Regions from separate parts of the Homo sapiens genome. Here regions 2, 3 and 4 are each linked to region 1. The links are chromatin loops, found by intact Hi-C in ENCODE. Cell type or tissue: heart right ventricle. All regions are shown on one strand. Each heading gives the region's core, and the rest is flanking DNA. Links, peaks and the distances in the headings are about the cores only. Region 1 holds the start of GREB1L (GREB1 like retinoic acid receptor coactivator). Region 2 overlaps GREB1L (GREB1 like retinoic acid receptor coactivator). Region 3 overlaps GREB1L (GREB1 like retinoic acid receptor coactivator). Region 4 overlaps GREB1L (GREB1 like retinoic acid receptor coactivator).

Evidence for each region. Peaks named below come from ENCODE experiments on the same cell type or tissue, not always from the same donor. Only the 100,000 strongest peaks of a DNase experiment are listed, where the experiment ranks them.
Region 2: it touches region 1 in a loop (3-fold over the local background); 10 of 110 quality-filtered maps call a loop at or near these places.
Region 3: a loop joins it to region 1, with 4 times the contacts of the local background. A loop is called at or near these places in 9 of 110 quality-filtered maps.
Region 4: a loop joins it to region 1, with 9 times the contacts of the local background. A loop is called at or near these places in 37 of 110 quality-filtered maps.

What each region holds. Positions count from the first base shown.
Region 1 is chr18:21,239,461-21,246,984 of GRCh38, reverse strand. GREB1L (GREB1 like retinoic acid receptor coactivator) reads right to left here and starts at 4,753. Exons shown (of 33, transcript NM_001142966.3): 1 at 4,592-4,753. It overlaps GREB1L-DT (GREB1L divergent transcript), which reads left to right and starts at 4,257. Exons shown (of 3, transcript NR_183513.1): 1 at 4,257-4,375; 2 at 5,650-5,708; 3 at 5,978-6,310. In heart right ventricle, for the core only: a CTCF peak has its summit at 4,752; DNase peaks (open chromatin) are centred at 4,437, 4,694 and 5,305; H3K4me3 peaks cover 2,426 bases; H3K27ac peaks cover 2,050 bases; H3K27me3 peaks cover 1,588 bases.
Region 2 is chr18:21,305,356-21,312,879 of GRCh38, reverse strand. All of the region lies in intron 1 of GREB1L (GREB1 like retinoic acid receptor coactivator), which reads right to left. Among named protein-coding and RNA genes, the nearest start is that of GREB1L-DT, 66 kb to the right of the region's middle. In heart right ventricle, for the core only: no CTCF peak of the experiment used is centred there; a DNase peak (open chromatin) is centred at 3,455.
Region 3 is chr18:21,326,030-21,333,553 of GRCh38, reverse strand. The region is part of intron 1 of GREB1L (GREB1 like retinoic acid receptor coactivator); the gene reads right to left. Among named protein-coding and RNA genes, the nearest start is that of GREB1L-DT, 87 kb to the right of the region's middle. In heart right ventricle, for the core only: no CTCF peak of the experiment used is centred there; a DNase peak (open chromatin) is centred at 3,184; H3K27ac peaks cover 1,642 bases.
Region 4 is chr18:21,441,600-21,449,123 of GRCh38, reverse strand. GREB1L (GREB1 like retinoic acid receptor coactivator) reads right to left here. Exons shown (of 33, transcript NM_001142966.3): 11 at 4,715-4,900. The region is part of intron 1 of GREB1L-AS1 (GREB1L antisense RNA 1); the gene reads left to right. Among named protein-coding and RNA genes, the nearest start is that of GREB1L-AS1, 5.7 kb to the left of the region's middle. In heart right ventricle, for the core only: a CTCF peak has its summit at 4,477 (motif pointing right); no DNase peak of the experiment used is centred there.

The DNA of each region.
Region 1 (7,524 bases), core at 3,273-5,772:
ATTACCTTGACTATATAAGAACTCAAGTCAGTGGGCATAACTTCATTATCCATTTGTAGCCAAAAGATAACATGATTGGAGATCATAAATTTTCTCTCTGATTTTTCCTCAAGTTTTGAGAAGCATTCCTAGTAAAATTCCAGCAAACTGTGATCACAATACTAACCACAAATCAGCTCTTCAAGGAAGATTGCATTTTCACTTAAATATCGTTTATATCTTAGTTAACAGCTACTTTTCTAAGAGTTAAATAATAATAATAGCTAATAAATATTACCATAGACTGAAAATACAAGAAAACTACAATTAGTTTGAAAAAAGTCTATTGGAAAATTTGGTTCACTATTCATTAGTGGTGTAACTGACCACCCCTATATGTCTAGCTTATGGTACAGCTCAAAATGACTGAGGTAATGAAATTTCCATCACTCAGTTTGGAAAACTATAGCAATATGGCGGAAAAAACTATCCCTCACTTTGTATAAGACTAAAGAAATGCAAAGCAAAAGAAAGGTATAAAATGTTACACTGATTAAATTAGTAACAATAATATGTTTTAAGATAACATAAGCACACACATAGATTGTTAATGACAGTATAAATTTATATAGTCCTTTTAGAAAGTAATGTGGAAATTACTGTAAATCTAGAAATTTCCTAATAAAAATAAGAGCTAACATTTATGTGTTTCATGTGTTATTGCTTTTTATCTTAACTTTAAAGAACTATTAATATAACCCATTTTACATCTTAGTAAGCTAAAGTTCTGAGAAAATAAATTACTTGTCCAATATTGCCAATGAGTACTAGAGCTAGGTTTAAACCCACAACCTCTAATTTTAGAACCCACCCATTTACAACTACATTATACTATCCCTCAAGAAAAAAAAGATCCTAAGGAAGTTAAGGGAAAAAGAAGAAAAGAAAAGAAATAAAGTTACATGTATAAGAATAGGCATTATAGGCCAGGCATGGTGGCTCACGCCTGTAATCCCAGCACTTTGGGAGGCTGAGGCGGGCAGATCACGAGGTCGAGATCGATGAGATCGAGACCATCCTGCAACACAGTGAAACCCCATCTCTACTAAAAATACAAAAAATTAGCCAGGCGTGGTGGCAGGCGCCTGTAGTCACAGCTGCTAGGGAGGCTGAGGCAGGAGAATGGCGTGAACCCGGAAGGCGGAGCTTGCAGTGAGTGGAGATCGCACCACTGCACTCCAGCCTGGGTGGCAAAGCAAGACTTCGTCTCAAACAAAACAAAACAAAACAAAACAAAACAAAACAAAAAAAGAATAGGCATTACATTTTTTATGCTGCAAAATCAAAAACAGGAAGGCTTAAGTTAATAATGAACATCCATTGCATAAACTTTTATAAAATTATTGTAAATAATGGGAAGTAAGCTATAGAAAAAATGTTTATAAAAAACAGGGTGAAAATTATCTGCAATATAAAACATTTGTAAAAATATTCATTCATATGGCAAGATTGGGAAGGGAGCTGGAAAAAATAAAAACCATTACCATTTTGAAGAATTTCACTACTGGTATTGAATTTTCTTTTGTTTCTGTCAGCTTCATTAATCAATCAATATTACTCTAAGTACCCTTACAAATATATTCTTCTAGTTCTTATTCTTAGGATCCCAAACAATTCCTACAGCGAATTTATAATTTATATTAGACTTATTCAAAATAATTACATATGTTTCATCAGCGGTGCTTTTAGAAAGCTTTAGCTTTCAGTATGAGATCTCTATCTTAACATCAACACTTTTTGCAATCATCGCTTACAGTGTACCTTTGAAATCCCTTAATTTAGACCATACGCAGTCACTAAAATCAGCTAATTTTTACTTTCACAACCTTACAATCACTCCTTAACTCCTGTCCCCATCATTAGCCCAAAGGCTGCAGGTACTTTACAAATTAGAAGTTTCCTAATAAGAACATACTCCCTAGGTGAATATTTATCAAGTAACTAAAATATCTTAGCTATAAGGGATGTTCATAATCTAAACACTTCAGAGAAGTATAAATTAAATTATGTCAAGTCTCTTTCAAGTAGGTAAAGTTAATTTCCACTTTACCAAAAAGAAGAGTTTGGTAAGAGTAATTTTCCTAAAAATGACACTGTGGGCTGCGAGGAGAATTCACTCTCCTTAGCCACACAAGGTGACATGAGAGGCCCTCAGCCCGGTGTTTGGCCTCTATCAGCAACATAAACACACATTCTGTGGGTAAGGAGAGTAGCTGTTCTCCAATGACATCAAACTCGTAAGAGCAGGGATATAGTTTAAACATCTCTAACCTCCTCTTCATGAATCCACCATTCAGGAATGTTTTTTGTCGCCCCACTGTCTAACATCCACAGTCCAATGGTTATCTTTAGCCAGTTTTAGGACAACTATTTTAATCGTAGAACTCTGGAGTTCGAAGGACCCTTAAAAATCACATAGTTCAATTCCTTTATCTAACTGAGTGGGAAACAAAGTTTTCCAAAAAAAAGTTACGTCGTGTGGCGGGTTTGTGGCAAATCCAGGCCTAGAATTAAGAGATGCAACCAAACATCTGAAACTCGGCCTTCGTATTTATCCTTTACCACTAACATCTTTATATTATGTCATGTCAATGGGAGTATACACACGCCCTTTCAGTGTTTTCAGATACACACTGCGGTAGACAAAGTAAACTACTACAGTTCTCATTCTCTACTTCATAAAGAATTCCAAAATGGAGGAAAAATTCAATAAAGATTGCAAAAACCAGTGTAGGGAAACTGGTGTGTGTGCAGGAGGAGATATTAGTTTAATAGTTTTGCTTTCCACTGCATACTGTTCTAAGATTTTTAGCCCTCTAACTGATCTTCAAGGTAATAATTGTCCACATTTGGCTAAATAATCTCATGTCATCATGAGTGGGTATCAAGTTAATGGTCATCACCACGAATATATAGTTCAGTCTTATATTCAATCCCTTTCATCATCTATAATGTAATTCCATTTTAATAGACTTACGGAAAGATATACAAAAAATATACAACAGTGGCTGCCTCTGAGAAGGATGAAGGCTTGTATGGAGGAGAGGAAAGAGGGCTTAATTTACACTGTATACTCTTCACTGTTGTTTGAAATGTTTACCCTACTTATATATTCATTCATTAAACATTTTCCTCTTGAAATACATACCTATATGCATGTAACTGTATTACTAAATATTTCAACAATTTAATTTTTTCTCTTTTAAATAATTTTTCAGTATCATTCACAAAACCTCCTAGAAAATTTCAGCAAAGAGAAGAAACAACACAGTCACAACACTCAAAGCAGAGTTCCAGGATTTAAAGTCTAAGAACATATATAGATGAATGAGAGGTTTTATTAAGGGGGACTGAGTTCAAAAACCTTTTGTGGGAAAGCTCTTCCCTGTATTTAAACGGCTAGGTTTAAAAATGTGATTTAAGCAGGGATTCCCGCCTCGAGGCGGGGGGAGGCGGAAAAAAACACCTTACGGTGTGAAAAGCAGAAATTAAAATGTGGTTTCTATCCTCTCAGCCGGGGCCAGAGGAGTGGGTGGGGAGGATAAGGACCTTGGAACCGTCACGTTCACCGGAGAAAGGGGCAAGACTGAGGAGTTTCTCCAGGACCCGCAGCCTCGGTTAGAGGCAGCGGCAGTTCCGGGCAAACGAGTCGCGTTCGGGGACGTTCCTTGGACTCATGTAACTGAGAAACCCCACGCACTGAATCTCCACATGGAGTTTCCTCTTAATGGAGCTGGGAAGAGGGACGGCGGGAATGGATTTCCTTTAACGAGTCTCCCTCACCCTCCCCGGCCAGGGCGCACCTCACTCGCTGTCTGCTTGTGTCAGGGTCAGCTGTCAACACAACTCTTTGTGTCTCATTCGGAATAAGAGTGGTCCTCAGCCATGCACAGAAAAATGGACATGCTGGCCGGAAGACACGCGCGCCCGCTCGTGACGAAGTGACATTTGGTGTTGAGGAAAAAAACCCACAGACGCCGAGCGAGCGCCCAGCCACCTCTGGACGTTCTCAACTTTCCCAGGCTGAACTCCATCCATCCTCTCCCCGCCACCTCCGCGGCGCCCTACCTGTCGCCCGCCCGCCTGCCCGGCACCCCCTCACTGCCCCTGGGCTCGGGGAGACGAACCAGGTGCCCCCTCGCCGCCTCCGCCGGGGGACCCCGCGCTACTCGGCGCGCCGCAGCTCCCTCGTCCCACCCCCGGGCCGTCTCGCTCCCGCCACAAAGGCAGCGAGTAGAGCCCGGTGACAGGCCTTCGGCCTCTGGGCGCGGACAGCACGGCCGGGTCCCTTCGGTGGGCGACGCGAGGCGGCAGGGAAGGCAGGCACGGCTCCCAGGTTGGCACTGGCGCTCCCTCGCCACCCGCACGCGCTCCGCTCACACCCCCGCTGAGCTTCCCATCCCTCCGGAAAAGTCCGCTGCGGCGCTTCCCCGCGCGGCCAGGGCGTCCAGCCCGCCAAAGGGCAGCTCCTGCCGGTCACAGGCGAGCTCCCGCGCCCGGTTCGCGACCTCTCACCTCCTGCCCGCGCCCCGGAGTCCCCGCGGCCGCTCACCTGGCCCTAGCGGGGCGCGAGGGCAGAGGACCAGGGGGTGGCCCTCGGCTCGGCCGGGCTGGTCTCCCCACCCCCAGTGCCGTTCCCTGCGCCGCGCTGCGCTCCGCTGCTCCGGCCGCCCGACTCCGAGGTGCTAGCGCCGCCGGCGGCTGGCGTCTCTCTGGCAGGCGCGCGGTCCGCGCGCTCAGTTCCCCGGGGCGGAGCGAGGCGGCGGCCGCCGCAGCCGGAGGCGGATTCCTCAGGTGCTGCCCCTCCCGCCCGCCCTGGCCTCCGCAGCGGGGACCCCCGCGCCCCCTCCCCCCGCCCCGCCTCGCGCCTTCCCGCTGCCTCGGCGTCCGCGAGTGGCTTTTGGGGGTCCCTCGCCCTCTGTGAGGGTGGTGGGCGCGCATTTCTCCCCTACCCCCCTCCAACGACGCCCCCCGCCCAGCCTGTGGAGCCCTCGATGCGCGGTCCTCACGCCTCCATTCCCAAACCCCGCCGCACAGACGAACGCGCAGCCCCGCGGGGGTGTACAGGGGGTCGTGCGGGGGGGGGGTCTTCTGTGAGGGAGGGCTGCACCCCAGTGTGCTGACGCGCGAAGCCAGGAGGAAAAATTATTTCCCCTGGAGCCCGCGTTCATTCAGCCTGCTCTCGCCTCTGCGCAATTGCTTTCTCTGTTCACTGGACGGCGGCTGAAGAGCCCCAAGCGTGAACTCGGCCTGGGCAGTGGTGGCTCGGAAACCCTTGGCCTTTTGCATGAAGGGGGTAGGGTGGGGGCAGGGCGCGGACAAAACCAAACAAACCCGGGAGCTCCGGGCCCAAGCCGACTTTTGCACCTCCCGGAGGAGCACGCCCTCCGGCCCCGGGCCCCGGCTCGTCGGTAGCCTCCCGGGACCACGGGGACGGCTCCACCCCAGGGCAGCCGCGTCCAGCTGGCCCTGGGCCTTGACGGGTGCTGCGGGGAAAAGGTTCTTGAGAGATGCTGCGGCCCGGTAGAGAGATTTAGCTCCACTTTTCACAGCTGGAGGCTTTTGTTATTAGAGATGCGGCTCCATTTTTAAAACTAATTGTTGCCACAGATAGGCGACTACATCTCTGGAAGCAGCAGCTCCATGCTGGATGTGGTGGAAGAATCGAGGTAAGGAAAGGCTGATGTATTTTGAGTGCCTTTAGTGCAGTACAGCCCGGGGGAGCTCCCCGTGTGCGTGGGAGTGGGGAGGCAGCCGCGGCGCCCAGGCCCGGGTGGGTTGGAATCATTGTCAAGTGATAGGTACCATTTAAAGACATTGTCAATTAAACTAGTTCTCATACGATGTCCCAGTACTTTTGTTTGCTTGTCTTGCATTTTTCTTTTTTGCCATATCCGAAATACATTTTTTTCTTTCCTGTCACTTTTGATCCATGCAGAGGGAATGGACTGGAAGTTTGGAATCACCGGAAAATAACAAGGCATAGCTAAGCTGTGACTAGCAAGATAAACGATTTGTTCGAGGTTTGATTGTCCTTTCCCTCCTCCACTCGGAAGACATAGTTGTCTTTTTTTAAATCATGTTTTGTACCGAAATATTTTTATTTTATAATTGAATCCCTGTTGTTGGGCCTTTAAAAACCCATAGAAACATTGTTATGTGCCACGAAGGTGGGAAACACGGCTTTCTCAGTCATTGCTGTACTCCCACAATTCTGGGTCATGCACACAATACAGGTTTAGTAAATAAAATCCGTATGTTTTTGGCCCCACGCGGTGGCTCATGTCTGTAGTCCCAGCGCTTTTAGCCTGGGTGACAGAGACCCTGACTCAAGAGTGTGTGTGTGTGTGTGTGTGTGTGTGTGTGTGCGCGCGCGCGCGCGGGCGGGCTTTAAAATAACTACAACAGAAAGGTGCAGATGATTAGCAATAGCTAAAAGAATCCAAAGTCACTTAGTAAACTCATCATGAGAACTGGCCATACACGTGGAAAAGACAGTGCTGTAGAAACTGAAATTTTAAGTTCACCTGGTGAATATAAACTAAGCTCATAGAAGTTAAAGCAGGTGAGAATCTTTTGAAAAACTCAACCCATCACAAGGTCTGTAGAGTGTGTGGGGGTTGGGCAGAAGCAAAACACCTTCCAATTTAAAGATAAGGACACTGAACAAGGAGCCGCTTTAAAGTAAAACCACCAGTGCAGTTTTCTCTCTTAGTGCAAGGACCATTTGTTGAGTGCCAGGTACACTAGACCCTAGAAATGTGAAAGCAAATCTGGCAGTCACTCAAGGACCATAGTCTAATATTACAGGACTCTGGTATTCATTCTTCATCCATTCAACAGATATTGAGCACCTAATGTGAGTTAGACGGCACAATATATCAGTAGTAGTGGTGATTTGTCAGTAAACAAGGCAAGTCCCTAACAAGGGTAAAAGTGAGAGTAATCTATATATCCTGGTAGATTGAAAAGAGTTCAATGCCATCTTCATTAGATAACAAACTCCCAGCCGGGTACAGTGTCTCACGCCTGTAATCCCAGCCCTTTGGAGGCCAAGGCAGGTGGAACACTTGAGGTCAGGAGTTCGAGACCAGCCTGACCAACATGGTGAAACCCCATCTCTACTAAAAATGCAAAATTAGCTAGGTGTTGGTGGCACACACCTGTATTCTCAGCTACTTGGGAGGCTGAGGCAGGAGAATCGCTTGAATCCTGGAGGCGGAGGTTGGAGTGAGCCAAATTGCGCCATTGCACCCCCAGCCTGGGCAACAAGAACAAAATTCCGACTCAAAAAAAAAAAAAAAGATTTCACACTCCTGTGTCCTGAATTTGTGTTTCTGCCTTGTCTTCCCTTTGGGATTTCTATGTCCCTCAGCATGCCCAGTAGACCTCCATAATTATAAAAGATGATAGGGTTCAGAGTGAACATTCTGAAAAAAGGTCCCATAGTTTTGAATCCTGACTCCAGCCTGGTGACAGAGTGAG
Region 2 (7,524 bases), core at 2,311-4,810, 67 kb before region 1:
CTCACACCAGTCAGAATGGTTATTACTGGACCGGGTGCAGTGGCTCACACCTGTAATCCCAGAATTTTGGGAGGCCAAGGTGGGCGGATCACAAACTCAAGAGATCAAGACCATCCTCGCCAACATGGTGAAACCCCATCTCTATTGAAAATACAAAAATTAGTTGGGCATGGTGGCATGCGCCTGTAGTCACAGCTACTCGGGAGGCTGAGGCAGGAGAATCACTTGAACCCGGGAGGCGGAGGTTGCAGTGAGCCGAGATCATGCCACTGCACTCCAGCCTGGCGACAGGGCGAGACTTTGTCTCAAAAAATAAATAAATAAATAAATAAATAAATAAATAAAATAAAGAATAAAAAAAGAATGGTTATTACTAAAAGGCAAAAATAACAGATGCTAGTGAGGTTGCAGAAAAAATAAAATGCCTTTGCACTGTTGGTGTGAGTGTGAATTACTTCGACCACTGTGGAAAAGCAGTGTGGCGATTCCTGAAACAGCTAAAAACAGAACTGCCATTTGACCCAGCAATTTCATTACTGGGAATATACCCAAAGGAATATAAATCATTCTATCATAGAGACACATGCACGTGAATGTTCACTGAAGCACTATTCACAATAGCAAAGACATGGACTCAACCTAAATGCCCATCAATGGTAGAACTGGATAAAGAAAATGTGTTAAACATACACCATGGAATACCATGCAGCCATGAAAAAGCATGAGATCATGTCCTTTGCAGGGACATGGATGGAGCTGGAGGCCATCATCCTTAGCAGAGTAATGCAGTAAACCAAATACCACGTGTTCTAACTTATAAGTGGGAGCTAAATGATGAGAACTCATGGACACAAAGAGGGAAACAACAGACACTGGGGCCTACTTGCGGGTGGAAGGTGGGAGGGGGATGGGATCAGGAAAAATATCTATTGGGTACTAGGCTTAGTACCTGGGCGATGAAATAATCCGTACAACAAACCCCCGTGACATGAGTTTACCTATATAACATACCTGCACATGTACCCTTGAACCTAAAATAAAAGTTAAAAAAAAACCTCTCTGCCATTGAGAGTGGCCAGAAAAAATGTATACATTTCCACATGCTTGTCATCTCAGCATGCTATAATTAATTGAGATTTTTGCCATTACTTTTAATGGCAAAACCTAATATAGCCAGGTTATATTCGATTGCACCAACCCAATATAACCAAGCTGTTTCTGGAAATTAGGTGGTATCCTGCAGCGCATAGTATCTTTAGAATAATGTTTCCATATTGAGCAGCACATGTACCTGGAGGGAAAGATACATTGAGTAGGCAGATGGACGGGTGCCGCTTAGGGCAAAATTTAACATTTTTCAGAGGATTATCTTCAACGACTCATTTGTGGAAATATGTTCATTTGCAAAGAGGAACACCCATCTGCTAAAGGAGTGGTCACTCCTGCCTGGTGATGCCAATCCAAAACCATTGGAATAACTTGTTCTGACCAACTTAGAATAAACCTCTATACCCCTATTAACTATTTATATTGTCTGACTCTGTTACAAAAACACCACTGTCAGAATATCTCCAAATTTTATGTGTAATTTGCTTTGAGGCATTTATCACCCCACTGTCAAAGACATTACAGTTTTGTTTATTTTACTCTTGTGAGAGAAGTCAAAATAACTAATGCTTGCATTGATAACTGGCTCTTTCAAAGTGTCTTGATTCAAGTGTAACTTCGGCTTAGTCCTTGCCTGGAAAATCAACTATTGTCCTCTGTCCCTCACCAAGTGTTAAAGTAGTTTATCTCAACTTCCTCACCCTCCATCACTCCTGTCACTCCTTGTAAACATTACTTCTACAATCACCATTTTATAGATATTGTTTTCTCAAAGTTTGGTGATATAGGCCCTCTACTCACCAAACCCAAAGGCCTTACATTCAAAGACTTCATCCTCTACAATAATGGGTCTCCAAGGAGGTGTGCGTTGTGCAAGACAGCACTTGAGGTGCAGGAAGAAAAAATGTTTAACTCTTATTCATGTTTCTAATTTCAAACTTAAAATTTTTTTCTATTTTTTTAACAACGTATTTAACATAACAGTATAGCAGAGAGAATGATTACTAATGATGGAAATGTCAAACTCTTAGTAATAGAATATGAAATCAATAAAATTTTGCAGCCTACTTTTCGGTTTAGCAGTAGTTCTCAAAGTATGATATAGGGACCTGTGGGGGTATCTGAGATCCTTTCAGGGTGTCGGTAAAGTCAAAACTGTTTTAATCATAACATTAAGATGGAATTTATCTTTTTCACTCATTCTCTCATGAGTATACAGAAGAGTTTTCCAGAGGCTACATGACATGTTACATTGAATGCAGAAGCAGATATGAGAACCCAGTTGTTTTCTAGTAAGTCAGACATGAAAAGGACTTGCAAAAAATATAAAACAATTATATCTTTGTCATTACATTTCTTCTTTTAGAAAATAGGTATTTTTCATGTAAAAAAATGCAGCAGCCTTGAGCTTTTGGGCTCAAGTGATTCTCCTGTCTCTGCCTCCCAAAGTGCTGGGATTACAGCACTTGATGAGTCTCATGGCTTCTTGAAGATACACTTACCTTGCAGCTTCCTCTAAACTCCTTCATCGGTCCTCTCTTCTCTCAGTTACCAACCTTTTCTGCCCAACATTTGTAAACCAAGGTATTTAGACAGGATACATGGTCTAGATTTGCACTGTCTAGTATGGTTGCCTCTAGCTAGAGTGCAGCTGTTTAAATAAAAGTTAAATTAAAAATTCAGTTTCTCAGTTGCCCTAGCCACATTTCCAGTGCTCAACTGCTACCTATAGTAATGACTACTGTATAGAACATTTTTATCATCACAGAAAGTTCTACTGGACAGGTTAAGGTCTAGATTAGGGTTTCTCAACCTTAGAACTATTGAGATTTGGGGCTAGATAAGTCTTCACAGTGTGTGTGGGGAGGGGATGGGGGGCTGTTTTGTGCATTGCAGGATGTTTTTAGCAGTATCCCTGTCCTCTCCCCACTAATTCCAGTAGCACTCCCTCAGTGTGACAACCAAAAATGTCTCCAGACATTGCTAGACCGTGATTTGGATGAAACCATACAGCTATGGGTTATGTTTTGCTCACCCACAGAGAAGGGGCAAGATGAATTGAGAGAGAAAATGGGAGAAATATATTTAGGGCAGGTTACAGGGGACAAAGTAAGGGAAAAAGGCCAGAGGGTAAAAGGCTGATTATGACTTTTACTTTTTTATAACAGGTCCTAGTCATTTCGTAAGGTGCAGTAGTAGATTTTCTTCTGGCTACCCCCATGGCCCTTAGATCACTCAAACAGCATCGTGCAGTGCCCCAGTTGTAGTGTAGCATTCTGGCTGTAGTACAGAGTGATGATGTCTCTTGTTCAGAATACGACATGCAGGGCTGCCAAAACACTCTCACATAATGATGCTAAAGATGACCGTGAGGCCTTCCCAACTGGGCAGGGGCACTCACACGGACAGAATAGGGAGTGTCAGATCTTTTTTAACATGCCTGATACTGTGTCTTCTGACTGAACAGCTCTTCTGGGTTAGCAGGCATTGACAGCCATGTAGGGAAAAGTCTACAGCCTAAGGTTCTGGTGGATACAACTCAACTATACAAAGCAGGTTTTCCTAAAATGTGGCCAACAGCCTTAAGAGTTGCCCTATAGTGAAGAAACTTTTTAAAGACAATGTCCCAGTCTATTTAACTACAGGCTCCTTCTTCTGAAGTATATCCACTGAGTATGTTTTACCCAATGCCAACATAAAGAAAAGACTTGTGCTTAACTGAAATCTTCCATCTGCCCAGAAGGGCTTCCTTGATACTCTACAAGATTCCCACCCAAAGAGACGAAGGCACAAAAGAGGTCCTGTTATGAACTCAGGAAATGGTCACGCTTGAGAATCACAGAGGTCACCATATAGAAGTAGGAGGTGGAGGCTAGAATAGAACAGGACAGGCCCAGGCATCAGGCACAACTAAACAAGCTGATGATTTCTGCTTATCAAGCTCCCAAGACAGGAGATTTACTGAGGACTAATGAGTGTCAATAGCACCATGAGCTGTAGGGACACAGAAATCAGGCTGACATCTCTCTCCTCAGTCCAGGGCCACAAAGCACTGACAAAGGTTCAGGAAGTGGGCATCAGAGAGGTTTACAAAACTGGTGGTATGACCCAAGAAAACAAAATAAATCACGGAGTGAGAGTGAGAGACACCGGCAGGCTGAAGCAAGGCACTGTGTGGTACCAATATTCTAAAGATGAATTAGGGCAAAGCCCATCCCTCCACGTTCTCCCAATCAGCTCCCTATGGACCAATGACGATGATGACGACGGTGATAGTGGCGATGATACTCTCAGCTATTGTTTAGTTTTGGCAAATGTGTGAGGCTGCGATGGAAGGACTTCATCTCTGTCTGGTCCAGGACTGTGAATTACAATTATCTGAACACCTAGAATGTTCTGTAAATACACAGTTAAAATAAAAATTTATAATGGCAGGGACCAAATAGTGTTCAGCTTTGTATCTGCCTGAGATGCATACTCCATGTCTGGTTTACAGTAGCTATTTCATAAACGTTGACTGAATACTAAAGAAGGTAAAGGAGAAGCTGTCTATCTCACATGACAGACCAGAAGGCAGTGACTCTTCTATTTTGTGCCTACTCCACAGACTGTATTAAGGTGATATGTATATAGTAGGTACTTAGTCAAAAATAGTTGATAGTGTCAAAATTCCAAGAAACAGTAAGTCATTTGTATCAGATGGGATCCAAACAGGAAACAGATGGCACATCCAAATTAGCATAACTTGTAGAAATTTATCTGAAAGCAACTATTTGCAAAGATATGCACATGGTATCGGGGTACTAAAAGGGATACTGCTCTAATTTGGCAACAGTAACGGCAGAACTGTTACCACTCCTGGAGGAAAAGAGATGAGAAGGATTGATTACAGGAACCCCAAAGGAGAAAGTCTTATAGGGAAGAACCATGACCTTAGGTCGAGGGGCACGGGCAGCCCAAGGCAACCCCACAAGGAGGGAGCAGGAGAATAATGAGCCTGACCTCACTCCTCCCCCCCGCCCCCGAGTCTCCTGCTGGGGCTTTGCTACTGGCAGAAGTCAGAGGGCACAGGAGACCCTCACTGTGGTCCTCACAGACAGCCTCCCGGGTAGGGAGACTTAGGGTAGAGGAGGGTGAAAAGGTGACCAGAAGGGGTAAAAGGAAGATATCTTCAACACAGTAATCACCATCCCTGAACCAGTGATGTTTAGAAATTTTCAAGGTGCCAATTCACGATCAATCTATCCATAATCCAATGAGAAAGAATCACTTTTAAACTCTTATTCTGTATTGCTGATTAAAATCTCAGTGTTAGGACCACCTCTCTAATTTAAAAACAGGATATCATCCAGGACAAAAATCAGATCCCAATTAAGAAGAAAGTTATATTCAAATAACAGAGAAACAGTGAACCTTAATTCTACCAGGCCAAGTCGGTCAGCCCCAAATCCACCAGCTCTAGATTCCTGCATAGTTCCTACCAGGGGAACTGATCGAAGGATTAATGGTAACTGCTGCATGTAACTAAAGCTTTTATTGTGAGAGAATGTAGCAGAACTCAGATTTGGGTACTTGCCATTGGAACAGGGGAAGGAAAGGGGCTCAAAACTCCTAAAGGAAAAATTGCTACCGTGCAGTGGAACACAGAAGACAGTTGGGACTGGGAAATTTGTGAATGTCAGTGGGAAAAGTTCTTAACTTTGAAGTCTGCTACTTTTACTAAGAATGTAGAAAGGAAAACATTATCAATCACATGACAGAAAATAACACAATGGAATAATGGAAAGTAGAATCTAAGAAGATTCCTAGAGTGGTCTGAGAAATAAAAAAGATAAAACATATCACCATCTTTTAATTTTGGTGAGTCTGTGCCCTATAACCTACTGATATTTATCAGCAAAGAGCAGCAAGGGAAAGAAAAAGATCTTTCTGTTTTCTTCTCCCTTCTCCCTTAAGCATAGGCATATGCCCAATTTATTATGCTTCATTTGTAAAGATTTAGTCACAAAAGAAATAGTAAGTTGTCATTATCTACATGTTCATTAATTCCTGGAAAATCATTATATATTCAGAAGCTTTGCAGTTAAATGAACTGCTGTTTACCACACTGAGTCTGCAATTTGATGTTTTCTTTCTTAAGAGAGATGTATGCATGGCTACTGCCTGTTCAGTGCAAGCTGTTCTCATTGTAATGAGTACTTACCACGATTTCAGACTCTTATCTGCAAGGAGTACACTTCGTACTGTTGTTCAAGCACATAACACATCAAGTTGCAAAGAAAAGTATGCAGAACTGATAAATGATGACCAGTTTATATACACAGGCATTACAAGAGAAAAAGCTATGATTGCTAGTCTCTTTTCCTTGCCACAAATTGATTGAATAACCAGAAGAGAAGGTTCATTCCCTTGCCCATAGACCACTTAATTATCATGAAAAATTGGCAGGAATATCCTCCCTAAAATACAACCTATACTTACCTTTAGTGATTCAGCAGTTTATATGCCTCATGGGCCTCAATATTCTCATTCACTAATTCAACCATAAACATGTATTGAACACCTACTGTACATACCAGGCAATGTTACAAGCACTGGGGATACCTCAGTGAACAAGACAGACAAGGTCCCCACCCTCATGGTGCATAATTCTAGTGGGGATGGCGAATTACAATAAACAGGTACCTAAATCAATGAGAATTTTAGATAGTGATGTTTGCTAGGAATACAATAAAATAAGGTAATGGGATAAAAATTAACACAGGAGGGAGGAATATAATTTAGATGAGATGTTCAGGGAAGGCCTCTCTGAGGAGTTGACATCTTAGGAAAGACTTGAACAACAGGAAGAAGTCAGCCATGTGAAGATCTGGGGAAAGAGTATTCCAGGACAAAGATCAGCTAAGATAAAAGCCCCTAGCTGGGAATGAGCTGGGCAGGCTTGGGGAATAGTCAGAAGGCCAGTAAGTGAAAGGAAAGTGATAGGAGATAAGACAGTAAAGGTAGCTAGATACCAGACCAGCAGGGTCTCACAGGGCAAAGAATTTAGATTTTGTTCCAAGAGTGATGGGAAGTTGCCATAGGGTTTTCAGCTGGAGAGGATCTGACTTCTGCTTTAAAAGAATCATTCTGGCTTTGCATGAAGAATAGACTGCAGGGGAGAGAAGGCCATTGTAGTCAGTCAAGTAACAGGTAATGATGGCTGGAACTACAATGAGAATATGAACATGGGAAGAAGCGTACAGGCTGGGAACCCATTCTGGAGATAGGCTTACTAGCAGATTGAATGAAGGATCTGTTTAGAGAAAGAAAAAATAAAAAGAGCAGGTAGATATTGTCAATAACTGAAAGGGGGTTGAAATGGAGACAAGCAAGAATGAGGTAGATAGAACAGTTATGTAAGGGAATCAAACAGGT
Region 3 (7,524 bases), core at 1,804-4,303, 88 kb before region 1:
ACAGGCACCTGCCACCACACCCAGCTAATTTTTGTATTTTTAGTAGAGACAGGGTTTCACCATGTTGGCCAGGCTGGTCTCAAACTCCCAACCTCAGGTGATCCGTCTGCCTTGGCCTCCCAAAGTGCTGAGATTACAGGCATGAGCCACCATGCCCGGCCTTAGAAATCTATTCTTAAGGCTCTGATATAAAACTATTACCCTGATGATATAATCACAGAGTAACTAAGATAATACATTATACATAACATAAATATTGTATCACTATCACTATACAATTAATAGTTAATAAATGAACCCAGTTATAATAAATGAACCCAGTGCATGCGAGTGTGTATATGTGCATGTATAGTAATACATCCTTCCAGGCACCAGACTTCTGGGAAACCTCTACTACCTAGCCTAGAACCAGTTAGATACCCAGAAATAAGAGAGACCGTATGTGCGCGCGCGCGCGCGCGTGTGTGTGTATTAACATAGGGTCTCTGTCACCCAGGCTGAAGTGCAGTGGTGTAATCATGGCTCACTGCAGTCAGCCTCAACCTCCTGGGCTTAAGTGATCCTCCTACTTCAGCCACCTAAGCAGGTGGGACTACAGGTATATGTCATCACACCCAGCTAATTATCTAACTTTTTGTAGAGACAGGGTCTCACTATGTTGCCCAGGCTGGTCTCGAACTCCTGGGCTCAAGTGATTCTACCATCTCAGCCTTCCAAAGTGCTGGGATTACAGGTGTTGAGCCACTTCACCTGGCCAAAAATAAATTTTTACAGTGGTAGGCCAGGTGTGGTGGCTCACGCCTGTAATCTCAACACTTTGGGAGGGTGAGGCAGGTAGATCACTTGAGGTCAGGAGTTCAAGATCAGCCTGGGCAACATGGTGAAAACCCACCTCTACTAAAAATATAAAAATTAGCTGGGCATGGTGATAGGCACCTGTAATCTCAGCTACTTGAGAGGCTGAGACTGGAGAATCGCTTAAACCCAGGAAGTGGAGATGGCAGTGAGCCAAGATTGTGCTACTGCACTATAGCCTGGGCAACAGAGCCAGACTCCATCTCAAAAGAAAAAAAAATTTTTTTTTTTTTAGAGTGGAATAAGAAAATAAACGGAACTGGTTTGTTTTGTAGGTACAGGCTTACCCTCAGGTATAAAGCAAAATAGCCATTTACCAGCAACATGATAAATACATTCTAGGGAGAAGAGATAACATAACTTACCTGAAAGAAAGAGACTCCATTTGTATAAAAAGTGACAGTAGAAATAAAAATGCGGCTGCTCAGGCCACTTAGCATAGAGGCAAATAACCCTACACCATGCTTCAACAGTCCCTGAGGATGACAATGTATTTCAATGTAGTACAACAGCAGATCTTCATATTTATGACCCTGGGTCAGTTAATGTGCATTATTTAAAAGCCAGAGTATTAACTAATGAATTTTAGGAAGATTTTTCATTGAAATCTTTTTTGTTGTTGTTGTTTAAGTTTTGAAGTTTCAGTTATCTGGAAAATAAAGTTACTTGGAACAACTTTACTATTCTTATGTTCCATGAAATATATTGAGTCTCTAACTTTCAAAGGTTTTTCAGAATACCAATTTGTTTTGTTCAGAGTGACTGTGAAGAATGTAAATACCTTAAATATTATCACTATTTACAACTAAATTAAATCATACAATTAAGTGAATTTTTTAAAGATACCTTTTCAGATTATAGAATTCATTGCCTTGTTAAAAACTGTGTTTATTAATCTTCTGTACAATTTTTGGTTGTACTGCCCGTATCTCCTCTGCCATATCACTACAAGAAACTGTTCCTGGTTTGTAATAAGTTATCACCTACATTATTATGTCATTGTTAAAGCTGATATACAAACTCAGGTATTAAGGTTTCTGAAGATCTGCATGAGGAACAGGAGGAGGAATTTCTTGAAACAGAAATTCCAGATTCATTCATTACTCCTTGAATGTCATGGATGTAATCCAGGGGTCTCCAAGAATTCTTAGAAGACAACAGAATAAGAAGATTTTAGAGCAGCTGAAATCTTTAACTCTCTTTCTTTGAAAATCTTCTGTCACAAGTCAGAAGGATAATGTCTCTTTTTACCCAATGAGAAAGCTGTTCTCACACGAGCATAATTAATCTTCTGACACCATGACAAAGAAATTCCTTAAAGGGATTTCTCCGATTTCCTCTCAAGACAGAAGATTGTCTTTATCCATCATCTGTTCTTCCTGATCCCTTCTTTTTGAATATCCACATCAGCAGAATTGTCCATCAGAGGAGACAGCAGGAGGGAAATCTCTGCATGATTGATAGGGCCCCAATGCTCTGCATGCCTATTTAAGTGCAAGCATCTATTGTTGCAAACTTACTTTACAGCAGTTAAACAAATATAATAGTCACCAATTCAACCATTGTGTAGCTCAGACTTGACTAAAACTAGTAAGTGAAGTTTGCTAATGACAAGGCACTGATTTTGAAGCCAGAAAAAAACTCCGCAGATGAAATAGCCTGATGTTGATTTATAAAAAAGAAATTCTCAAAACTATGGAACAGTATATGTATATTAGAAAGTGTTATAACCTATACTGTATGCAGATGGACATTTCCATTAAAGAGCAAGAAAAAGCCAATACTTATATAATGTTGTGATTTTTAAAAATTCTAACAGTCACTCAGTGCTTTTTACCTCCATTAATGCTATCTAGGTCGGGAGGAAGTGGGGAGTTGGGATGGCATATGTTATCATCCAAAAAAAAATTAGGTATGTCAAGGAAGCAAGTTTGCTTCTGACACTCCCTTAAAATTTTTTTTTTCAGACTCATTCTAGTAAAGTTTTTTCAAAGAGAGACTTAGGTATGTCTGTGTGTTCTTACCCCCCTCAGTGGAAGAAAACCAAAGGCCATTTGAGACTTCCTGTGAGTACTTGCCACTTCCATGGGTGGGACTAATGAGTCAGAGCAGTATAGGTCAGTTTCAAGTGGAGGAGCAAAACATGCAGGGCAAAGGTCCAATCCACAGAAAATGCAAGCTGGGCTCTACATTCAAAGCAATCAACACGAAATGGAAACGGATCTAGAGATTTCTAAGTGGTGGTAAGAGCGCACCCAGTATCAACAGCAGAGGTTACAGCATGCTCTGTGTTCTTTACAGATGCTGCCAAGAGAGGCCACTTAAGGCCAGACACTAGGACACACTGACACCATGCATTCTGTCTGTACCACAGTGACCTTGAATACTCAGTTCTGGACGCACCCTGTGAAAATATTTGTTTATCCTTCCCAATTTCCAAATAATGAGGCCAGCCCTCACGAGCCAGGGCTGCAGCTCGTTGGTGCTGCCCTTGGCATGGTTAGGACAGACTGCCACTGCCTGGCCCTACTCTGGGGCTTCTTCTCCAGCTGACCTGCCTGCCCAGCCAACAGAGCAATTGACAGCTGACCCATAGCCAGGACCCACATGTTCTATAAGAACTGGCTTAATTATGGTTTTTCTTCAGTTACAAAGTTAAATGCAGGATTGATGACCCCTTTGAAGACCTAGGGAAAAAGTTATATCCAAGATAAAGACCCCCCCCCCCCAAAAAAAAAACCATTGTGGGTAAAGAGGAGTGCCAAGAAATTGGAATGTAGGATATACTCCAGAATTTGAATACAGAGAATCTGGAAATCAAGAAAGAGTGAGTTGGTAGTGAAAGTAACACAGGAGAGGGGGCTAGATGGGAAATGCATGCAGCAGCCCAGAGGGAACTCTAAAGTGTTCCCTCAGCAGCAGAGGACCAGAAATTAACAGGATTGTGAGGGTTGTTTTGGGGAAGGGGGACCAATCCTCATTGTTTTTGTTTACCTATTTTGCATCATAAGGCATCTCGTCAAGGAGACCAATAAACATTTACTAATGGTTAGAATGAAACTTGAGCAATAGGCTACTAATGCTGCTCAAAGCCAGGTGCGTAAGACCCAGGAAAAGGTCTGGAAAGTCTTCCTTGGACACTCTGGGTGGAAAAGCAATCAAGTCCTTGAGATTAAGTCCAAGTTCAAAAGGAGTATCTTTTTGCCCACAATTATCCTTGGAGTTAAATCATTCATGAGAAAAAAAAATACCAGTGCTCACAAAAAAACTCAAGGAAAAGCAAACATTTCATTATTTTGCCCTTCAGAGATCTTTGTAAGACAAGGGTCAATTGTAATATGGTCCATTACAATTTTTTTTTTTTTTTTTTTTTTTAGACAGAGTCTCACTCTGTCGCCCAGGCTGGAGTGCAGTGGCCTGATCTCTAATCACTGCAACCTCCACCTCCCAGGCTTAAGCCATTCTCGTGCCTCAGCCTCCCAACTGGTTGGGATTACAGGGACACACCACTATGCCTGGCTAATTTTCGTATTTTCAGTAGAGATGGGGGTGGCACCATATTGGCCAGGCTGGTCTCAAACTCCCAGCCTCAAGCAATCTGCCTGCCTTGGTCGCTCAAAGGGCTGGGATTACAAGGTGTGAGCCACTGTGCCTGGCCTCCATTACAATATTTTAAGTCTAATTGTGCTTACAGCAGTGACTCTGGATTAAGACATATGCTGACTGGATCCCAGCTCCCCCACATTTCAAGGGTGTGTGTGACTCAGTCTCTCTTTGCTTCAGTTAACTCATCTGTAAAGTGGGGATAATAATAATGGTGACTACCATTCACAAGGTGGTTTTAACAATTAAATACAAATCCTGACATTTGGCAAACAGTACATAATAACTGATTACTATCATTTCCTGTTTTCCCCTTTCCCCCTGATTCATACAACCCCCTAAGTGGACACACCCAGTTCTATGTCTGGGAGTTCATCTTGAGACACATACACACACATGCACACATATTCACATATGCACGTACACACACACACATGCACGTATCAGATGCATCAGCCTTCAGTGCTAAGAAAGGAGCAGGTCCAACAGATTAAGCCAAATAGACCCCCCTGAGCAAGTGAGAGAATAGAATGAAGAAGTTAGGCAGAACAAGCAAAGAAGATCAGGGCAGGCCAGGGTGACATGAGGGCTGGACACAATTTCTCAGGACTCCATTTGAACTACTGCAGACTTTCTGTGCCTAATTCTGCTTCATGCAGCTCAGCTGGACCACTGGTCAGTTTCCTGGTTGTCTTGGCACTATTTTCAGGTTGGGGTCTTACTGGGATACACAAAGCATATCCTGTACTTGCTTTTATTTCACTCGATTCAATGCATTGGGACAGATGCTGAGGATACACACATGAACAAGACTACACTATCCAGAAGTTCACAGCTCAGACAATTCCATCCAGTGTGATTAGGGCTCTCATAGAGGAGCACACACAGTGCTTAAACATCCTGGGGAACGGGGGGGGGCAATGGCACTGAATCAGGACTTCAAAGATGACCAGGAGTTCATGACAGAGAAAGGTTGAAGCTGAAGACATTCTTCATAAAGAAACAGGCAGAAGTAGGTGTAGCTTTATGTGGGTCCTGAAGTTAGGCTAGAGAGTGGAGCTAGGTTAAGAAAGGCTGGGGTTGGCCGGGCGCTGTGGCTCACGCCTGTAATCCCAGCACTTTGGGAGGCTGAGGCGGGCGGATCACGAGGTCAGGAGATCAAGACCATTCTGGCCAACATGGTGAAACCCCGTCTCTATTAAAAATACAAAAAAAATTAACCGGGCATGGTGGTAGGCACCTGTAGTCCCAGCTACTCGGGAGGCTGAGGCAGGAGAATGGCGTGAACCCGGGAGGCAGAGCTTGCAGTGAGCCGAGATCGCAGCCACTGCACTCCAGCCTGGGTAACAGAGTGAGACTCCGTGCCCCCCACCTCCCCACCCCACCAAAAAAAAGAAAAAAAAAGAAAGGTTGGGGCCTTCTTCTTTCTTCCTTTTTTTTTTTTTAACAGATAAAAGGGAGTCCTTGAAGACTGTACTCAAAAGAATGGTGTGATCAAATGTGCTTTTCAAAAAGATAATTCACAGGAGATAATTCAAAAAGATAATTCAAAGATAAAAATGGAAGAGTGGGAACAGGAAGAGGAACAGTCCAAAAGCAGGGAGCCCAGTAGGGAGATGACTACAATGGTCTAGATGAGAGATGAGGAGGGACTGGCAAGGAGAGTGGAGCTGAGATGTCGTTTATTTAAGGCTTACGTAGGATGCTGAGTCGACAGGGTTTAGTGACCCAACAGGTCTGGGACATGAGGAAGGGAGGGAAGCCTAGGATAACTGGGAAGTTTCTAGTTTGAGGACTTCAGCAAATGTCATCCCATTAATTTGGATGGGAGTGTTGCCCTTTGTATGTGTGTGAGTTGAATTTGCATCATGACATGCCTGAGGGCCTTTCTGTTTACCTTGTGTTACTAACACCTGGACTCCCCAGGAGGGAATTCAAGAACAGATTGGAACCTTAGGAAAATAACATTTTAAAATTTGTTTGTAGTAAGCTATCCTTTTACTTCTTTTCCGAAGGAATCCTATGACACACACTATTGATTGTAATTTTTAAGTTGCCCCAGAAATTCAAGGTTTCATGATTTATTTCATAAACTCAATGTCTCAATGGATTTTGTGGCTAGACCAATCTTTAAGCCTGATACAGCCAGGTGAAAAAAAACAACAACAAAAAAAGAAGAGCAGACATCTACCAAAAGGCTTCATGTGCCAAATGGGAAATGAGAGCAAGTTTAGGGAAAAAGGAGGAGGGAACAACAGGCTGGTTAATACTTCTATTTAACAGCTCGGGAAGTTTCTAAATGGGAAGAACTTGTTTAACGATGAGTTTAATAGAGATCCAGGTCAAAGAGAACTTTTCAGAAGGCAGTAGCAGTCTTATTCTCATGTTATTGTTTTACATGTATCTATTATATCAGATTAAAAATGATTTGTATTAACAATGAACTAAAGTGTTACAAATGTAAACAAAATTAACATGATGCTTTAGTGAAAAGCAACTTGGTTTATTCACTAAAAGACATGATCATCCAACAGGTTCACTTTTATAAAAAGAATATAAAATTACTGCTGAGAGTCGGGGAGGACTGTAGACAGGATGCCTGGAGCCCCAGCGACCGGCTATCGGTGTCTGTAGGAATGTTGGGGATCTAAAGACAGAAAAAGCCTGGGTCCCTGACACCATCTTGGACCTAGATTGCCTCCCTTGGGACTTCCTAAAAGAGAGAAATAAATTCTATTTTATTTAATCTACTATTTCTTAGCTCTTTGTTACTTATTGCCAAACCTAATCCTAACAAAATCAACTCCTTTTAACATTTTTTTCTATATGAACTTTTTTTTTGTTTTTGCATGTGTGTGTGTAATTTCTCGCAAAAACGTGGGTATCATATTATACACACTGTTCTTTTTTCCATGTATCAATTTATGATATTTTCATATGCTAAAAACAACTATGAACAAATCTTTGAAGACTGTTTGAATCCTACAGTATGAAAGTACCATCATTTATTAACCAATTCCCTGCTTGGGGACATTTGGTAAATAGTTTTATTTAGACTTTCCTAAT
Region 4 (7,524 bases), core at 3,366-5,865, 200 kb before region 1:
CTACTGGTATATAACCGATTTTAAGTTTCAGTTCTCATTTTAGTCATAGGCATTTTGGAAAACATTTTAATGTGTTGCTTCTAAGCCTAATTTTGAGAATACTGTGCAGGAAATGAAGTTTAATTATTTTTCACTCCCAAGTGATATTGGAGGCAGCCTCACATTTTTCCCAGATAGAGAACGCTTTCATGATCTAGTTATTCCCCAGCATTCTGGATTGTTAAATATGCCATTTGGCCCTCTTCTCCAACCAGTTGGAGCAAAACTTATACTGCTGACCTGTGGCCCCTGGAATCAGGGGGATTTTCTTCCTTATTCTCTTTAGAAACTCAACCAGCCTTTAGAACAAAATAAGCAAGTCAATGTTTGGTATCCAAATGACACAAATGAACTAAGATTTCAACATTTAGTTTAAATTGAAAGCAGTGAGAATACAGTCACTCCCTCTATTCAATCATTTCTTTTGCTGTGTGAACCCAATATTTGAAACTCAGGCTCCCATAAACCAGCTCAGACACCTCAGTGTCTGTGATCTGAGACCAAGCAACAGCCCCAGAACCCATGGCTAAAAGCCCCTTATGGAAGAACAAAGGGGTGATGGGCTGGACTTCTGCATGAGAAGGAGGCACCACAAATGAGTCAGACCCATTCCTTCCTCTAATAGGGATCTAAGTGGTTTCTCTGGCCCTTCCCATCTTTTCTGGGAAAGTAAGAAAATGAGGTGTTTAGTAATGCTCTTCAGATATGGAAAATTAAATAAAATCTTATACATTATAAAAACAACAATTTTAATTGGAGAAAACAGTTTTTCCAGGATTGGGTGGAGGCCAGGGAGAGGTAGGAGAGTAGAATTCTCATAAACAGATTTTTCTCCTCTATACATGGAAACAGGGCAAGAAAATGGTAATGTATACATTATGTCTGTGTTTCTTCTATGCTGCTGCTGCTGCTTTTTTTTTTTTTTGAGACAGTTTCCCTTTGTCATCCAGGCTGGAGTGCAGTGGCGCGATCTCGGCTCACTGCAACCTCCACCTCCTGGCCTCAAGCAATTCTCCTGTCTCAGCCTCCGGAGTATCTGGGATTACAGGCATGCCCAACATGCCTGGCTAATTTTTGTATTTTTGATAGAGATGGGGTTTCACCATGTTGGCCAGACTGCTCTCAAACTCCTGACCTCAAGTATCCACCCTATTCAGCCTCCCAAAGTGTTGGGATTACAGGTGTGAGCCACCGTGCCTGGCCTCTACTGTCCTCAAAAAACTTGCTGGGAATGTGGAGGGATGCTCTTTAAAAAAAAATCACCTAGGAGCCACCAAGATGTCTGATCTTCATTCAGCTTTATCAAATTGGCATCATGGTTAATTGTCACTAGGTAAACACTTTTCAGTGAGCTCAAAGTGGATAGAAGGTGGTCATTTATTTAACGCTTTCTTCCACCAGAACATGACAGCTGAAAAGCAGGTGGCCCTGGCTGTCTCCAATTCCCTACCGTCTTTCATTAACAACCTGAAAGCTCAGGGGCCTGGTTAGTAGTCCATAAGACTCACTCCAGGACTAAGTAACATATTCTATCAGGAGGCATAATTAATTGAAAGCACAAAGGCATTCTGGGAAAATAAAATTACTAAACATGTTCACAACATCCTTTGTTGCCTTAAAGCTCGCTTTTATACAGTTTTGACTGATGTACAATTAGGAATCAAGAAGTGGAGGAAAAGGTATTAAGTTTAAATGAGGTAAGAGACTTCTTAGAGTAAAATGCCTTGTTTCCAAAAATCAACTATCACTTTTTCATCCTCAGCCTTTTAAAAAAATTTTTTTTTTAAATTTTTTTAATTAGAGACAGGGTCTCTGTCTGTCTGCCAGGCTGGAGTACAGTGGCACAATCATAGCTCACTGCAGTTCTGAACTTCTGGGCTCAAGTGATCCTTCTGCCTCAGCCTCCCAAGGTGCTGAGATTACAAGCGTGAGCCACCACACCCAGTACCTCATCCTCAGCCTTTACAATTACATTGCAGGTGTCTTTTCTCCACTTTCGCAAGCTTGATAACAATAATCTTTTCCTTCAAGTGCTGATCTCCAATAACTTAGGTTAGCTGAGGTATCAGTTTTAATGACTTTTCAGAAAGAACTACCTTAATAGGAAAAGTCAAGGTTTAAATAGACTCAGAGCCTTACAAGAATCTCTGGATTTGCTGATTTCATTATCTACTTCAAAGATTTTCTGACTGTGAAATGACTGAGATTTTTTAAAAGTGACTGTAGTGAAGAGGTATGGTTCCTTCTGAAGAATCTTGCTTTTCTTCTTCTCTGATACCTCTAAGTAACTGAGCCGCTGAAGTATTAAAAATCCTTTTAGAAGTTTAGATTTATTTTTTTAAATGTCTATAATCTATGCCATATGTGAAACTATTCTTGCTTGCCTTCTTGAAACCTCCAGAGGCAAGAAATAAAGAAATAAATAAATAATAAATAAATAAAGGACTCCAGAACAGTTGTTGAGGGATAGAGATGTCTCAATGTACAAAGCTTAGGTTTTAAAAGAGAAATAGCTATTCATGTATATCGAGAGGCCTAACTGATTGACTGCAAGTCAAATTCAGGAAAGAACTGATCCTGCAGGTCAGAGAAGAATCTGTGTAATTAAATTGAAATTGTTTCTTTTTTTCTTTTCTTTTCTTTTTCTTTACAAAAGATAAGAGCATTTAGTACTTTAAGAAAAGATATCTTATTTTGACCACTTGGTTCATTTAATTAAATTAGACTCCGATTTTAAAAATTGCTATTAAGATTGAAAAGGAGGCCGGGCGTGGTGACTCATGCCTGTAATCCCAACTTTGGGAGCCCAAGGCAGGTGGATCACCTGAGATCAGGAGTTTGAGACCAGCCTGGCCAACATGGTGAAACCCTGTCTCTACTAAAAATACAAAAATTAGCAGGGTGTGGTGGTTCACGCCTGTAGTCCCAGCTACTCGGGAGGCTGAGACATGAGAATTGCTTGAACATGGGAGGTGGTGGTTGCAGTGAGTCGAGATCGCACCACTGCACTCCAGCCTGGGAAACAGAGTGAGACTCGGTCTCAAAACAAACAAACAAATAATCAAACAAACAAACAAACTGAAAAAGAGTGCTATAGTGATTTTCTTGGTTGGCTATATCATCACTTTATGAAGCCTGGTTTTACTAATTCTGGGTGCATTTAGAAGTTGGCTTTAGATCTTAGAACACAGTCTATAATCTAATTTCAGTATGTAGCAATTAAAATTATGTCATCAAATGAGCTGTGGACCCAGATGAGCTTTATAATTGTATTACCTTTCAATAAGCATCATTAGTAAGTCCTAGGTTTATCATGAAATTGGTGCCTTGTAAATTTCAAAAGGCCATGTCGAAGCAGAGGCCAAGTCAAGGCAGCCTCTCAGGGCACAGAGTTCTAGTCAAGATTGCTAGCTAATGCACCAAACACTGAATATGCCCTAATAAAGCTTTTTTCTTTCTTTTAAAGTTATTTAGTCCAGTGTTTTTATTATCTCCTAACACTGAAGTATTTTCTAAAATTAAAAAATTTCACAAGAGTGCATACTAATATTTTTATGTGTAATTTTACATCTCAAATATTTTTTTCTTTTCTTTTCTTTTCTTTTTTTTTGAGATGGAGTTTCACTCTTGTTGCCCAAGCTGGAGTGCAATGACGTGATCTGGGCTCACTGCAACCTCCGCCTCCCGGGTTCAAGCAATTCTTTTGCCTCAGCCTCCTGAGTAGCTGGGATTACAGGCATGCGCCACCACGCCCAGCTAATTTTGTATTTTTAGTAGAGATGGGGTTTCTCCATGTTGGTCAGGCTGGTCTCGAACTCCCCACCTCAGGTGATCCGCCCACCTTGGCCTCCCAAAGTGTTGGGATCACGGGCGTGAGCCACCGTGCCCGGCCACATCTCAAATATTTTTCTAAGTAAATCAGTGGCTTGAAGTGATAGAGTGAGTGTATAATTAGATGGCCTACTGCCATTTGCAAAATAAAGGACATTTCGATGTAAATGCTGCTAAGCCACTCTAGTATTGTCAGGGCACCTGCATACACCCACTTTGGGGCTTCGGAGAATATATCAGATAGAGGAAGTGAAGGGTTCATGACCTACATATCCCCCTTACCCTATAGCTTAAAGACCTTCCAGGGAGGTCCACAGTTATGACCTCAATGATGGAAAGCACGATGGGACTCCATCAAAGGGGTGTAGCTGGAGAAGAAAAAAAATGGGTGTAGGGCCAGTGGATAAACAAGATAAAAAGGCTAAGTGGAAAACTGGAAAATAATTGTTTAAGACAATGGCTGTGTTTGCACTCCAGATGGTAGGTGCACTTTCAGAAAGGTGGCCTGGCCAAGCTCCCCAGAGAAGGGGTGCTCAAGGCACAACCCTTTAAGGTTCTGCCTACCTTAACTACTTTGGAGACCTTTGCAGCATCATGAGACTGGACACTAGGTGGTGCAATTCATCTCCTCTAGGACCCAAAGAAGAGGAAAGGAAAGGAGTAGAAAAGAAATGAAGGAGAGGAAAGGGAAAAGTTACAGAGAATGGGGTTGAAGGGAAAGAACATTAGAAGCGAAAGAGGGAAAATAAGAGATAGGAGGATAAATGTGAGAAAGAAAGAAAAAGTACATCACAAAAAATCCTCAAAAGTAGTCACCAGCAAATGATTATGGAAAATGACTTACCCAGCCGCACAAGATACTGTATCGTCAGAAGAATCATGTTTTCCACGCTCAGAAATTGGCTGCCGGTCAACCCTAATTTTTCCAAATCTTTGTTTTCCAACTGTGGAATCTTGTAGCAATTCACCAGCAGAGGACTCACAACAATGTCACCAACATTTCCATAGAAATAGGGTAAAGTGCCATAGCCTGTCCCAATAGAAGCAGGTCAGTACAGTTCAACATTTCTTTTTATGGTCCAACCAGGTACACTTGCTCAACGACGATCAAAGCTGCTTAACAAAATTCCCTGCCCTCTGAGATAGCTACCAAACAAATCACTCAAACATATCAATCCCAGGGAATTCACTTGGATGCTCCAAATTCTATCCTTATATTAAGTTAAATGAACAGGAAAGAAAATACAGTTGGCCCTCTATGTCTGTGGGTTCCACGTTCAATCAACCGTGGACTGAAATAGTCAGAAGAAAAAATTCCACAAAGTTCCAAGAAGTGAAACTTGAATTTGCTGTGGGCTGAGTAGTACACTGAATTCATGTGAATGACGTGATGTGTAGGCACTGTATTAAGTATTACAAGCAATGGAGAGGTGGTTTAATGTATATGGGAGGATGTGCATAGGTTATATGCAAATACTGTGCCATTTTATATGAGGGACTTGAGGATATTCGATTTGATATGGGACGGGGCCTGGAATCAATCCCCCAGGGATACTAAGGGACAACTGTACTCATATTATCTCTGTTTCTCATGGAAGGAACATGTTAATATTTTGCTGGAAGACTGATGAGTTTGCAAAACATGTCTGTATCCTCTGTAAAACTGCAATGATAAAATATTTCTGATAAAGTCCCTGATCAAGTTTATTTTCAGATAAGAAATCAGAAAACAAACAAATGACAATATGGCTGGGCAAGGTGGCTCACGCCTATAATCCCCGCACTTTGGGAGGCCCAGGCGGGTGGATCACCTGAGGTCGGGAGTTTGAGACCAGCCTGGCCAACATTTTCACCTTTAGTAGAGGCGAAACCCAGCCTCTACTAAAAGTACAAAAATTAGCCAGGCATGGTGGCATGCAACTACATGGGAGGCTGAGGCAGGAGAATCGCTTGAACCCAGGAGGCAGAGGTTGCAGTGAGCCGAGATCGCGCCACTGCACTCCCGCCTGAGCCACAGAGAGAGACTCCGTCTCAAAAACAAAAAACACTGGCCAGGTGGGGTGCAGCTCACGCCTATAATCCCAGCACTTTGGGAGGCTGAGGCAGGCAGATTGCTTGAGGTCAGGAGTTGAGACCAGCCTGGCCAACATGATGAAACCCCATCTCTACTAAAAATACAAAACTAGGCTGAGCGTGGTGGTGCACGCTCGTAATCTCAGCTACTCAGGAGGCAGAAGAATCACTTGAACCCAGGAGGCGGAGCTTGCAGTGAGCAGAGATTGTGCCACTGCACTCCAGCCTGAGTGACAGAGCAAGACTCTGTCTCAAAAAACAATGACAAAAAACAAAAACAGAAACAAATGACAATACATGTTTCACTTCCTGAGATTTCCTTTCCTTTCCCCTTTCCTTTCCTTTCTGACACTATCCACCTGGAGATATTCCTGAGATTTTCTTTAAAAAAAAAAAAAAAAAGTAAGCTAAATTCATTGATTAATAGCAAGATTCTTCTAGTTTCAGGTGCTTGGAGATCCCTGTTCCTTTGTTATCTTAGCTATTTTTGTGAGGTTGTCTTCCTAAATGTCAGTAAACAGTCTCAAATTGTTTTGAAATAGATAGGATAAAATATGTCCAAAATATGCTCTGTTTTGGTGGTTGATGGAGAGGATAGTCCCTCTGTGAGACTTTCTAAAAGGCAGGCACCAAAGGACCAAAGGGTCCCACGTTCTATGCATCTTTCCAAAGCTTAGTGGCACTATGTTAATGTTCAAAAAGAGCTTCCTAATCTATACAGCATTTAAGCAACTGGGATCCCCTCAGTACCTACAGATCTAGGATTAGCAGATAAAGCAACCAGGTAAAGGACATGACTCCAAGCAAAACCATCCAATTAGGCAGGCTCAGGCCAACCCAAAAAGCAAATAACACTGCATGTAAACACACCCTAAAGATGTGGGGAACTTAAACACCCTATCTATTTTGTCCTTAAGGTAGAGCAAGCAGTCTCCTTCTGGCCTAGGCCAGCCCTAAACCAAGGAGTCTCCTGAAATGGGTATGAAAAGCACTAAGTTAGTCCTGGAATGTAGGGACCCCTAAATGTCTATACCTCCACTTGTAGACCACCTGGAAGGACTCAGCCTCCTCAAAGATGCTAAGGTTCAGACCTGCAACTGTAGGGCCTCTTGGTTCTCTTGAGTAGGGTCTTTCAGCTGGCTTGGCTTGTTTCATTTCTTTGTGGTTTGGCTCCCTTTGACTGGAATGTCTCCTCCCTGACCTTGTCCACTTTGACCAACCTTCAGGACCCAGCTTAACCAACACCTCTGGGAAGTCTTCTCAGATCCCTCCAGGCAGAGGTAAGCCCTCTCTCAGAGCTCTGAGTTCTGGTTGCTCCTGGTTGTGAACCTCTAAGGAGCTCACATGTCACAGTGTGCTATAATGGTATCGCCCATGTGTTGTAATGCTTATTTACCAACGCTGGTGGCTCATGCGAGGTGAGACTCCCCCACTAAACAGTGCTCCTTGAGGGCAAAAAGACTTTGCCTTATCCTCAGCTCCTAATCACATGTTTAATATAGCATGAAAGAGCTGACCAATAAAAGCTGACAGAATCAACAGATGGATGAATATCTTCATGAATACATGAAAAAACACAAT